Regions from separate parts of the Mus musculus genome. Here region 2 is linked to region 1. A link is a loop called in an ENCODE intact Hi-C map of the cell type or tissue named here. Cell type or tissue: heart. All regions are shown on one strand. Each heading gives the region's core, and the rest is flanking DNA. Links, peaks and the distances in the headings are about the cores only. Region 1 overlaps Nhs (NHS actin remodeling regulator). Region 2 overlaps Nhs (NHS actin remodeling regulator).

Region 1 (5,383 bases), core at 218-5,217:
TGATCTTGGCATTTATTACTATGGCACTGACACCTTGCCTTGGGATCCATTGTGCCGGTTAATATTACCAGAGTGAAAAAACTTGTAACTTCCTACTCACATCCCACTTGCTCTTCCCTCATCTGCCTCCTTCCTCCCTCTTTTCCTCCCCCATCCCCTTTCCTTCCATTAATACCAGCTCCCTTCCCCATCCATTGAATTAACTCACTCTAAATTCCCCCTCTCCATGAATAGAACCTGACAATACCAGACAGCTGAGATCTACTGGAAAATACTAAAAATAATTGCCTTTTGTTATTAAAGTCCCATTTGGGGCTGCCATTATTCCCTCCCAGGAGTCTGTAGTTTCCGGCATGGATTCAGAAGTCTGTACCCCCATGCTTTTTTTAGAATGGAAAGGGTTATTTCAACAAACATGCTGCTAAATTGACGGTCTTAAATTAATGTGTATTGTCTATTGTCCCCTTTAGCCCTGACTGCCACTTCTCTGGAATTTGCCTTTGGAATATTTTACTCATTGATTTCTTCCTGCTGTCCTCCACGCCCTATTTAACATTAGAGTTCCTATGGAGATCTCAAGGTAGCTAAAGACTCCCAGCTCCCAGTGTCTGCTTCCGTACTCACCGAGGGCCAGCTGCATCACTGAAGATTTCCATTGTAACCTTTCCCCACCAAGGTCTTGGGAAAGCTAACACTAGAGACCTTAGAAGTATGGTTTTGACAGGCTTCCTTTTTATGCACATATCCTTTTATTATTCAAACAAGAACCAAGATACTTTGTTAGCTCACAGTAGGTAATACATTGGTCTCATTCAAAAAAGAAAAGAAAAGAAAAATAAACCAAAACAAACAAACAAACAAACAAAAACAAAAAAAGCCAAAGAATGAAATGAATGAACTGAATGTGTTTGTCTTAACCACCAACCCACTCTCCTAAATGACACACCCACTGTACTTTATATGCCTTGGGTATTGTTTCCTAATCTGGCCTTTTAATGTCTAAGAAAACACAGCTTATCAGTTTACGGGGTATATTAGATTCACCTGAGGTTATTTTTTTTTTCCAAAGGGTACGTTCATGGCCTGCATCCCAAGAGGAAATCCAAACATTGACATTTTACAGGAATCCCATATTCTTCTAAGGTTTACCTTTGGAGACTCTCTGACCCACAATGATCATCATAAAGTTTATGCTGCAGCCATCTGCTTACATCAGCTGAGTTCCTTAGACAGATAATTGTACTGAAAGTATCAATCTACCTTGGACCGCTTGAATAATGAAAGGGAGACATCCCTAGTAGTCTTTCACTTGGCAAAGGTAGAAGACATTATTAACACTATCATTCAGCTCATGTCTTTGACATTTAAAAATACGAATGATAGCATATTAATATTGCTTCGTGGATTGTATAGGATGTACCATTCTAACATAAGATACCTGTCTTAGGGTTTTCCTGCTGTGAACAGACACCGTGACCAAGGCAACTCTTACAAGGAAAACATTCAATTGGGTCTGGCTTACAGGTTCAAAGGCTCTGTCCATTATCATCAAGGCAGGAGCATGGCAGCGTCCAAGAAGGCATGGTGCAGGAGGAGCTGAGACTTCTACATTGTGATTAGAAGGCAAACAGGAGAAGACTGTCTTCTAGGCAGCTAGGAGAAGGGTCTCAAAGACCACCCTGACAGTGACACACTTCCTCTAACAAGGCCATGCCACCAAAGAGTGCCACTCTCTGAGCCAGACATATTTAAATCACCACAATGATATAATAAGAAAAAAAATGGATCAGGGCACATGGAGCTCTTTGTAGTATCTGTTCAATGGTTGTGTAAATCTAAGACTCTTCTAAAAACTTACTTATCTTTTAGAACTATAAAACATGCCCACCAGAATGGATGAAAATAAAAGACAAGAAATGTTAAGTGTTAGCAAGAGTGTGGGACAACTGGAAATTATAGACATCACAGAGTAGTTGTTAACTACTGTACCCACATTGGAAAACTGTACAGTAGTATCAACTAAAGATGAATATTTGAATACCCTACAGTATATACTCAATTTAAATATATCAATTTGGTCACCAAAATACATATAAACTAGCATTTCTAGTCTCAAACTAGAAAATTAGGAAATTGTCTATCACGACTAGAATTGATAAACCAATTATTATATAATCCAAAATGAAATACTATACAATAACAAAATCCAATCAATTTGAACTCGACACAAAACAATATGATGAAAGGAAAGAAAGTAGACACAAAAGAAGGATAGATATATAGATATAGATATAGATATAGATATAGATATAGTGTGTGTGTGTGTGTGTGTGTGTGTGTGTGTGTGTGTGTGTGTATTTTAACTAGTTCAAACTAACCCATGATGGGAAAGTCAGAATAAGGACTTTGCCTTAAATGTGGAGGTGAAGGTGCGCCTCTGAGGGGCTGATATTCTGACTTCTCTCAGAAGCATAATATCAGGTACCCAACTGTTCAACTTGTGAAAATCCACTGGACTATATACATTTAGGATTTGTGCAGTTTTCTATTTGTATTTATGCCAATTTACAAAGAAAATCCACACTTTCTTTAGGGAAAGAATAAATATCCAAATTTTCTTGAGGTAGAGAACACAGAGTCAGCACAGCAAATAGACTGAAGTTGGATGGCTTTGGTTCAAAGCCCAGCTTTAGTCCTAAACTCTTTGGCCCTGGGTTACATAAACCTTTAAGGCTCTCTCACCCTATGTCCTTATCTCTAAAGTATGGATAAAAGCTGTACTATGTCTCTGGGTTTTTTGTTTTTTGGGTTTTTTTTTTTGGCAAGGATTGAATGAGCTAATATTTGTTCAACACAGAATATTATAAAGATTGATGGTGTATAGGCACTATACACACATTTGTTAAAAAAAAATAAAACCATTTTCTAAGGAGGGGAGGATCCGCTTAAGTGTCTTTTGACAGGGTTTCTTTGTGTAGCCCTGGCTGTCTTGGAGCTCACTTTGTAGACCAGGCTGGCCTCGAACTCAGAAATCCGCCTGCCTCTGCCTCCCAAGTGCTGGGATTAAAGGCGTGCGCCACCACGCCCAGCACTTAAGTGTCTTTTAACAGTCACTTCTTTTAAGGAGACTGGTGATGAGATAAGAGAGTAAGGGACTTAAACTTATTTCCTAGGCAGCGTTCTCACTCGGGAAGGAAAATATCATCTTGGCAGCTGGCCAGTTAATTCTGCTCTTCTTGACTTGGAGTCTGGACTTCCAACAGGCTCCTGGGCACTGATCCAGAACCATATTTGGGACTGCCAGAAATTGCCACAAAAGACTCTGCCCCAGAGGGCCTGTCAGAATCACTGGGGCAGGAGAGTGTGATCCAGCAGGATTCTGGCCAGGCCAGATGCCCCTGACGCTACCTGCTGGGTAGGGCAGGCCCCAAAGCCCTGCCTTCCTCTGGCTCCCTGCCACAACCTTTCCTTCCATCTCTGATCTCTTCCAAAGAGAGCTAGACACGATTGGGCTCACAAGCAGAAGGGAGAAAAAAAAAAAACAGGTAATAAAAGACAGAGATTTACTAGGAGGTAGTATCTTTCCCTCTCAGAATGCAGCCTGGGGGCATCCTGGCACCCTTTGTTAGGTGGCTTTGTTATTTTCAGCACACCCGGAGTGAAGGAAGAGTCTGAGGAGAAATGTTCGGTTCACCGCCAACCTCCAGAGGCCACCACAATCAGGTACCTGTGGCGGAGCCTGACCTCTTCCACTTCTCCCTGTTCCTTTTGGACACAGCTGGCTTCCTCAGTCAAAGCCGAGTAGCCTCTTATCTACTCTTTTGCTTTAGCAACTTTCAGTCAACCCTCTAAAGCCTTTGCCCCGGGAGGGGGTGTGTGTGGGGAGGGCGAAATACAGCTGAATGAGAACAATTTTGCTCTCCCTTTAGGAGTGCAAGTGAATCTACTGTAACTTGGCAGTGCTCCAGGAGCCATCAGCTAACTTTGGAGGCCAGTGCTTGCCTGCCCTCTCTTCCTTTCCTCTTTCTTTTCCAAACACTAGGAAAGAAACTCCATTTCTTCTCCATCCCCTTCCCCTGCCACCAGCTTTGCCCATCTCTCTGGTCTTCTGTTCCTTGGAAGAAATAGTCTCGTGTTCTTGAAGCCACGTGTGGCAGTGACTGGCTAGTTCTATGCCCAGCCATTTCTTTTTCTGTCTGGGACACACTGATGACACTATTCACCCAGTCTCTCTCATGTATAATAGGTGATCGTCTGCAAGTGTAGCTAGTGGCTATGCGGGCCCACAAAACCCCCATTCCTTCCTTCACTTTTCCTCATCTGTTGTCTAAACGTGGTAGCTCAAGTGGGAAATTGCAAGGATCTAGGCACAAAAGTGAAGGGGTTTGGGTTTCCTGATGCCTACATTCCCCATATGAAGAAAACACAAAAACAAAACAACAAACAACAAACAGCTTCCTTTGTATGAAGCACCTGGAATTTAAAGGTCAGGCAGTTACCCTGGCTTGATCAATCTAGTTTAAATTCTCCAACTTATTTCTACAAGCCAAGGCCACCCTGGCCTTTCTTTCACTAGTGGCTTATGCAGGGCATCTTTGACCTCAGTAGGGGAGGCCACACCTGGAGTATTAGCACTCAACTTTCAAGGCCCAGCCCTTAGCCTCTGACCTTGGTGCATGTTTCAATGTTTAAATTCGTTTCCTGCCTGTTGATTAAAATTGACTTCTTGAAAGTAAACTGAAAGTCTGGGAAATGGTACCCTATAGTCCCCTGACTTCCTAGGCCATTTGTTCAGTGTGTCCATATGGACACATCAGGGATATTTGAACTCAGTGTAGGCAAACAAGAAATGAGATTGGAAGCTGCTAATTCCTTCCAGGCTAGACAAGTTCACCCAAGTTAGCCTCCGACTCTAAGGAAGAATAATTATAAGCACATTACAAAGGACAAGTTGGTCAACATCATGGCCTTGCTTCTGCCCTGACTTGAATCCATAATGGCATAATGGTAAATAGTGTCTGACACAAGACTGCAGACTGAGAAATGGAGTTGTTTGTTACTATTGACTTTGTGAGTGTTCCAGTTACCAAATTCCAAATCTAGAGAAGTGAATACAACAAATATTAGCTTTTTTGTTAAAGGAAGGAGTAGTATCTTTAATTTAAGCCTAATTTAGGGCTCTGAAAAGCTCATCTACATATGTTTTGGATCAAAATTGGAAATATCACTTTTCCATTATTAAAGAATGAACACAAATAGTTATTTGACTCAGGCTGACATTCACTCTTTGGAATAGATGAATAAATATTTACCCTCTGGCATGACTGTTGAGTAATTGTCCATTAAAAAGTTAAATGTTAATCACTTGTTTTTTAGGATTGAA
Region 2 (5,383 bases), core at 81-5,080, 87 kb before region 1:
TACTCTGGGTCTGTCAGTCCCTGCACTAAGCTTTGTGCATCCTCAAGGCCCTAAGTTAATACCATTAATATCTCTGTATTACAAAGACAAGAACGGAGAGAAAAGAAAAACGAATTCAATCCTAAACACATATGCAGAGCTGTGATTCAAAGGGAAATTGTCATCTGATTTTACAGTCCTCAACTATTGTTGGTTTACTGTATTCTCTCTCTCTCTCTCTCTCTCTCTCTCTCTCTCTCTCTCTCTCTCTCTCTCTCTCTCTGTCTCTCTGTCTCTCACTCTCTCTCTCTGTGTGTGTGTGTGTACTCCAAAAAGAAGAGAAAGGAGTTCCTACATGCCTATGACCTGCCCTCTGAGCCAGCCCAGTTTCCTTCACTTGATGCTCAAGAAGAGCAAACACAGATCAAACATCATCTGCCATGCTTACCGTTAGGAAGTGGCGGTCCTTGGCCTCGCGCCTCCTCTGGCTGTGAGCTGGAGGGTAGGCTGGTAGTGGTGGAGCAGCTATGGGGAGGGGAGCAGCAGCTCTTTGCTCTCTGCGATCACTCCGGCTCCGGTGTTCTGAGGGTGCAGAACAGACAAACATAATGAAAAAGACTTGGTATTTTCAATTGTTTTTCCCCTCTTGAGAATGTTAGCAAAAAGCTGTTAGAAAAAAAAAGAGCTCTCCTTAATCTAGCTAATCTATATACCATATTAACTCTTTAAAATGGTTCTTAACTGAATATTCACTTGCTGCAAATACAAGGACAGATGCATCCATCTCTATGGTCCCATCTTATAATGTTGGAACAAGGTAGGCTCACTAATAAGTACAACACACCTCATATCAAAGTATCAGAAGTTAAAAAAAGAAAGCAAATGTTGAGAATAATGGTGGAAGGCTTGCTGCCATAAGGACTCAAATATAGAATAGATGCAGACATAGCCCAGCTTCCTGGACTTAGATGTCACTAACTCCAGGAAAGAACTATGTGGAGTCAGAAATTATTTTGACAGGAATTATATATATCACAGAAAAAAAAAAGAAATTGGCAAATGTTATGCACTGTCTATTTTATTTATCTTCTATTTTCCTCCAGAGAACTGGGTAATGAGCATCCATCTAAAAGCCTTTCCTTCCTGATAGCCACAAAAACGTTGAGGGATTTACAATCTTGTGCTCCCACAGATACTAAAGGAATCCCTGTGACGACTGCTTTCTCATTCCAGTGTAAAGCTGTCTTTGGGGGAAGACTCAGAAATATCTGGGAGTAGGGGATAAGGTAGTCCTGACTTCATAATAAGAATCACTAAGCAGGAACCTCGGTGGAGTAATAGAAACAGCAACCCACCCACAAAACTTTCAACCCAAAATGTATCCTGGCAACAGGAAATGTAAGCACAGGAGATAGAGCAGAGACTGAGGGAATGGCCAACCAATAACAGGCCAAACCTGAGACCATCCCATGGGAAAGCACCAATCCCTGACACTGCCTTCCTTTGCTTGGGATTCTTAAAAACAAAACAAAACAAAACAAACAACAACAACAAAAAAAACCCAACATTCCATGCACAAGCAGAGAAAGGTCTTCTAAAGCACATCATATAGGTGGTCTTTGCTATACTGCTCCTAAAATCAATGCTTGTCAAGAAATTTTGAGCTAAATGCCCTTCTTGATCAAGTTCCCGACTCTAATGTCACCATCATTTTTCTCTAAAAGCAAACATTTAGGTTTTTTTCTAACAGATAGGCCAAAGAAAAGCTTTTACATTCTTAAATTCGCTAGGCATAGCAGATGTGTGCTACTGGGTGGAAAGAAGTGAAGAGAGAGTGGAATGAGATAGGGGATATTAGCCCAATTCTCCTTTCAACCATTTCTCTCCTGTCCTATCTTAAATACATCTTCTGCTCTACCCAGGCCAAGAGTAGGCAGCTTAAAGTAATCCCTCACTAATAAGACTTTTGCCAGTGGTGAGCTAGAGACAATATCAGTCCACCAGGGCCTGCAACTGCAGTCAAATCTTCATCCTTATTTCTTTAGACCAATGGAACATAGATACCAGCCAGAAACTTGAAAGGAAAGGAAATATAAAATATAATTCTCTCTTTATAGCCATGTATTACTCTCTCTGTGTGTTTTATGAACATAAAAGATGGCATAACTTAAAGTTATTACTGGCACTGAGCATTAAAGAATTGCTAAGAGAGGGAAAAAGCGATAATTGATAATTATATTCTAAACAACTTGAAATCCATTTAGATGTCACTTCCCTGAGGCTCCATGACATGACAGGCACATTTCTATTTACTCCCCATAGCACTGAACTGACCCTATCTGCTTACTTGGTCATCCTCCTCACTATACCATGTATTTTTAAAGACAGAGACTATACTTGATTGCTCTTTCAATGCTATGCTGTAGCATAATGCCTGACCTTCAGTACAGTTTGTTATGGGTAGGGGGATGATATTAAGGCAGCCAATTTCAAGTTTAATCTCAGTTCCCAAATGAGCACAAATCTGCAGGCACACAGTTTTACTTACCCATGTTTCATCATTCCCTCTCTCCCCATGAAAGCAAGGAGATTCCAGCTGTCCAGAGACTCCCCACAGAGAAGCTCACTGCCACATTTGGGGAGCCAAGCCCTTGGCTGCAAGTTTGGTATTAGTCCCAACCACCAGGTGGCAGATGTGGGTTATGCTGATGAATATATATATATATATATATATATATATATATATATATATATGGCTGTTTGCTAATTTTAATTTTACACCACTGCATGTTTGTAATTCTATGATGCCTGTAATTCCCATTTATGGCTCTCTGCCATGCTATTAAAACTACTACCCCCAAGATTTGCTGTTGAGCCAACCACAAAACAAGCCAGTCTGAATAGGGCAAAATGAGCCTCCATAGTCTTCCATGGAAAGCCCGGAAGGCTGTCTATCTATCTCTTATGCCCTAGGAGGAACTGCAGAGAAAATTGATATTGGCACTTGCTGTTCTTCAGTTCTGCTCTTAAGTCCAAACCTGATGAAGCAGTGAAATATGATAGCTTATGAGTAGCTCACTGTTATCTGGTTAGATCTGTAAAACTCTAATCAGGGAGGGCTGATTAATAATAATAAAATGATAAGAAAGAATGATGTCTACAGGGCTAATGTTACTCAAGCTCTCTAATGATGTGATGTGTGAAGGCATTTAGTGAGAATGATAAAATTCCTCAGTACTCATCTTGTGCTTTCAATGCTCAATCAGCTTTGTGCAGAATTTCATTCCCTTATACTTATTCATACTGAGGATGTGCCATATGCTGGTTTTGTGCTATATGCTTTGAATAGAATAAATTAATAAGACGCTATCCTTACCTGTGTGAAGGTAGACATAGTGGTCAGTTATGAGAGTGATATGTGGCATATTGGGAGGATGCATAGATTATAGAAAAGGTGCCTGTATGATCCTGAACAGTTTCCCCCACATTTCAGCCCTCCTTGCACCTCCGTGTAGAATGAAGGCATTGGATCAGCTCAGAGATTCTCAACAGAAACAGAAGTGCACTTGAGGGCCTTATTGAGGTTTTTAGAATGATTGGGCAGAAGCCAGGCATAACAGCCATCCTGTAATGCACTGAATGGTCAGTGAAAAGGTTCCAGGTCTCATACAAATTCCAAATGCCCCATCTAAATCTCCTATCAAAAGAATCATAGAATCTATTTCTGAGTCAAACCTAATTCCCTTTTAATTAAGCCAAAGTATTACTTTGCTTATATCAAATAACTGTTAACTATAACAATTTTCATGGCTCTTCTCCTGCCCCTACCTCTAGGGCTCCTTCATTTCCCCATACTTTTTGTTTGGAATGGCTTCTGTCTTTACGTAATTCAAATGTATTTTTGAGAGGTACAGACATCTAACTCCTCTTATTATGTCATCTAATATAATTGTGAATTGGCACTTGAACATTGAGACAGTGCTATTAATACCTTTCCTTTTGGAATTCTCTTTGTGATCATATTAAGGCCATAATGGTAACTTTAATCAGTATAGACCTGTAGCTCATATTATGCGTGGATTGCATTCAGGGTAGACATGGGAGTATTTCAAAGCACTTGCTTCAGCTAAGGAGGTAATAGGACTAATGGGACAGAAAATCCTTGATGGCACAACCTCTGATGTTCTCCCAGAAATCCCCCCTGCCTGGGATCAGTTACCTCTACGAAGGGCTTGCAGACTCTGTCTGGCATGGCGGTGCAGCTCTTCTACACAGGGTGGCCTGGTCGCTGGGAGGAAGATGTTTCGCTGTTGGTGCCATGGTGCACGGTAGTATACACTCAACTTGCTCTCGATGTCCAAGTTGGAGACAGCTGCAAGACAAAGAGCAAACAGTGCAATGTACATCAGGAGCTTGGATTGTGCATTTAGAGGGCACTGGGGCAGGGGAGGGGACAGGGAGCTAGGAAGGAATGTATAGGTAAAATCCAGACTACTAAATGAACTCAAGGCTGGAAAAACTTTGAAATTTATAATACAGATGGGGACGGCTATGCCCTTGGACCAAGACATGGGAGGCTACAGGATGCTTTTTCACATTGTTCCTGGGGTCTACATGAACTTTAGTCTTTATGATGTTTCTTGACCCTTGTGGCTTCTGGCTGCAGGTTCCTGATCCTGCCTTCCACCTCCCGATGCCATTCCTTGACGTTTATTCTGGTTTCACCAAAGGTTAGCACAAACACTAAAGGGCTTATGACAGGTGTGCTAAACGTGTAGATATCATAGTTCTTACAACTCATCTGAGAAAACAAGGAAGACTATCTTTCTGCTAAACATAGCATTTAATTCACTATTGTCGCCTTCATTACATTCATTACAAATACAGCCCAGAACAGAACAAACTCCTTAAGGATAGAGGATGCATATCTATAGGAACTAGGGGACTATGAATAAGAAATAGCCACCCAGAGAAACTCATGAGCACTTGGTAGCTTATTAGTCTCAAGATGGATGAGATCAGGTACAGTTGGCTTCATCCTTCAGACCCATGATCCAGAGCCAGGCTTTTGGCCCAGGAGCATTCTGCTCTTTTCAGTTTCAGCCTTTCTTTCTGCTGTTTGCTTGTTTCCCAGCACAAGGTTTGGAGACACTGGTTCATTGTTTATCCCTATGCCACACGCAAACTTTTGGTTTCAATCTGAGCATTTTCTCTTAGAAGATTGGTCTACCATTCCACTTTGAGAATTCTAACCTAGAACAAGAAAGTGTATAGGAAATGTAGAAAGAAAAGGAATAATTTGTGGAAAAGAATAGAAGAATGAAAACTGGGGGAAAATAGAGCCAGTATTTTTGATAGTTAATTTCTGTCCTCTATCACCATGAACTACAGTTAATGTAAATAT

Evidence for each region. Hi-C counts contacts between places; a loop is a spot of excess contacts. Peaks named below come from ENCODE experiments on the same cell type or tissue, not always from the same donor. Only the 100,000 strongest peaks of a DNase experiment are listed, where the experiment ranks them.
Region 2: a loop joins it to region 1, with 2.3 times the contacts of the local background. A loop is called at or near these places in 4 of 42 quality-filtered maps.

The regions. Positions count from the first base shown.
Region 1 is chrX:161,958,070-161,963,452 of GRCm38, forward strand. The region is part of intron 1 of Nhs (NHS actin remodeling regulator); the gene reads right to left. Among named protein-coding and RNA genes, the nearest start is that of Gm26317, 110 kb to the right of the region's middle. In heart, for the core only: no CTCF peak of the experiment used is centred there; a DNase peak (open chromatin) is centred at 3,302.
Region 2 is chrX:161,871,042-161,876,424 of GRCm38, forward strand. Nhs (NHS actin remodeling regulator) reads right to left here. Exons shown (of 9, transcript NM_001290526.1): 2 at 4,199-4,351; 3 at 428-561. Among named protein-coding and RNA genes, the nearest start is that of Scml1, 42 kb to the left of the region's middle. In heart, for the core only: CTCF peaks have their summits at 2,658 (motif pointing right) and 2,859; no DNase peak of the experiment used is centred there; H3K27me3 peaks cover 264 bases.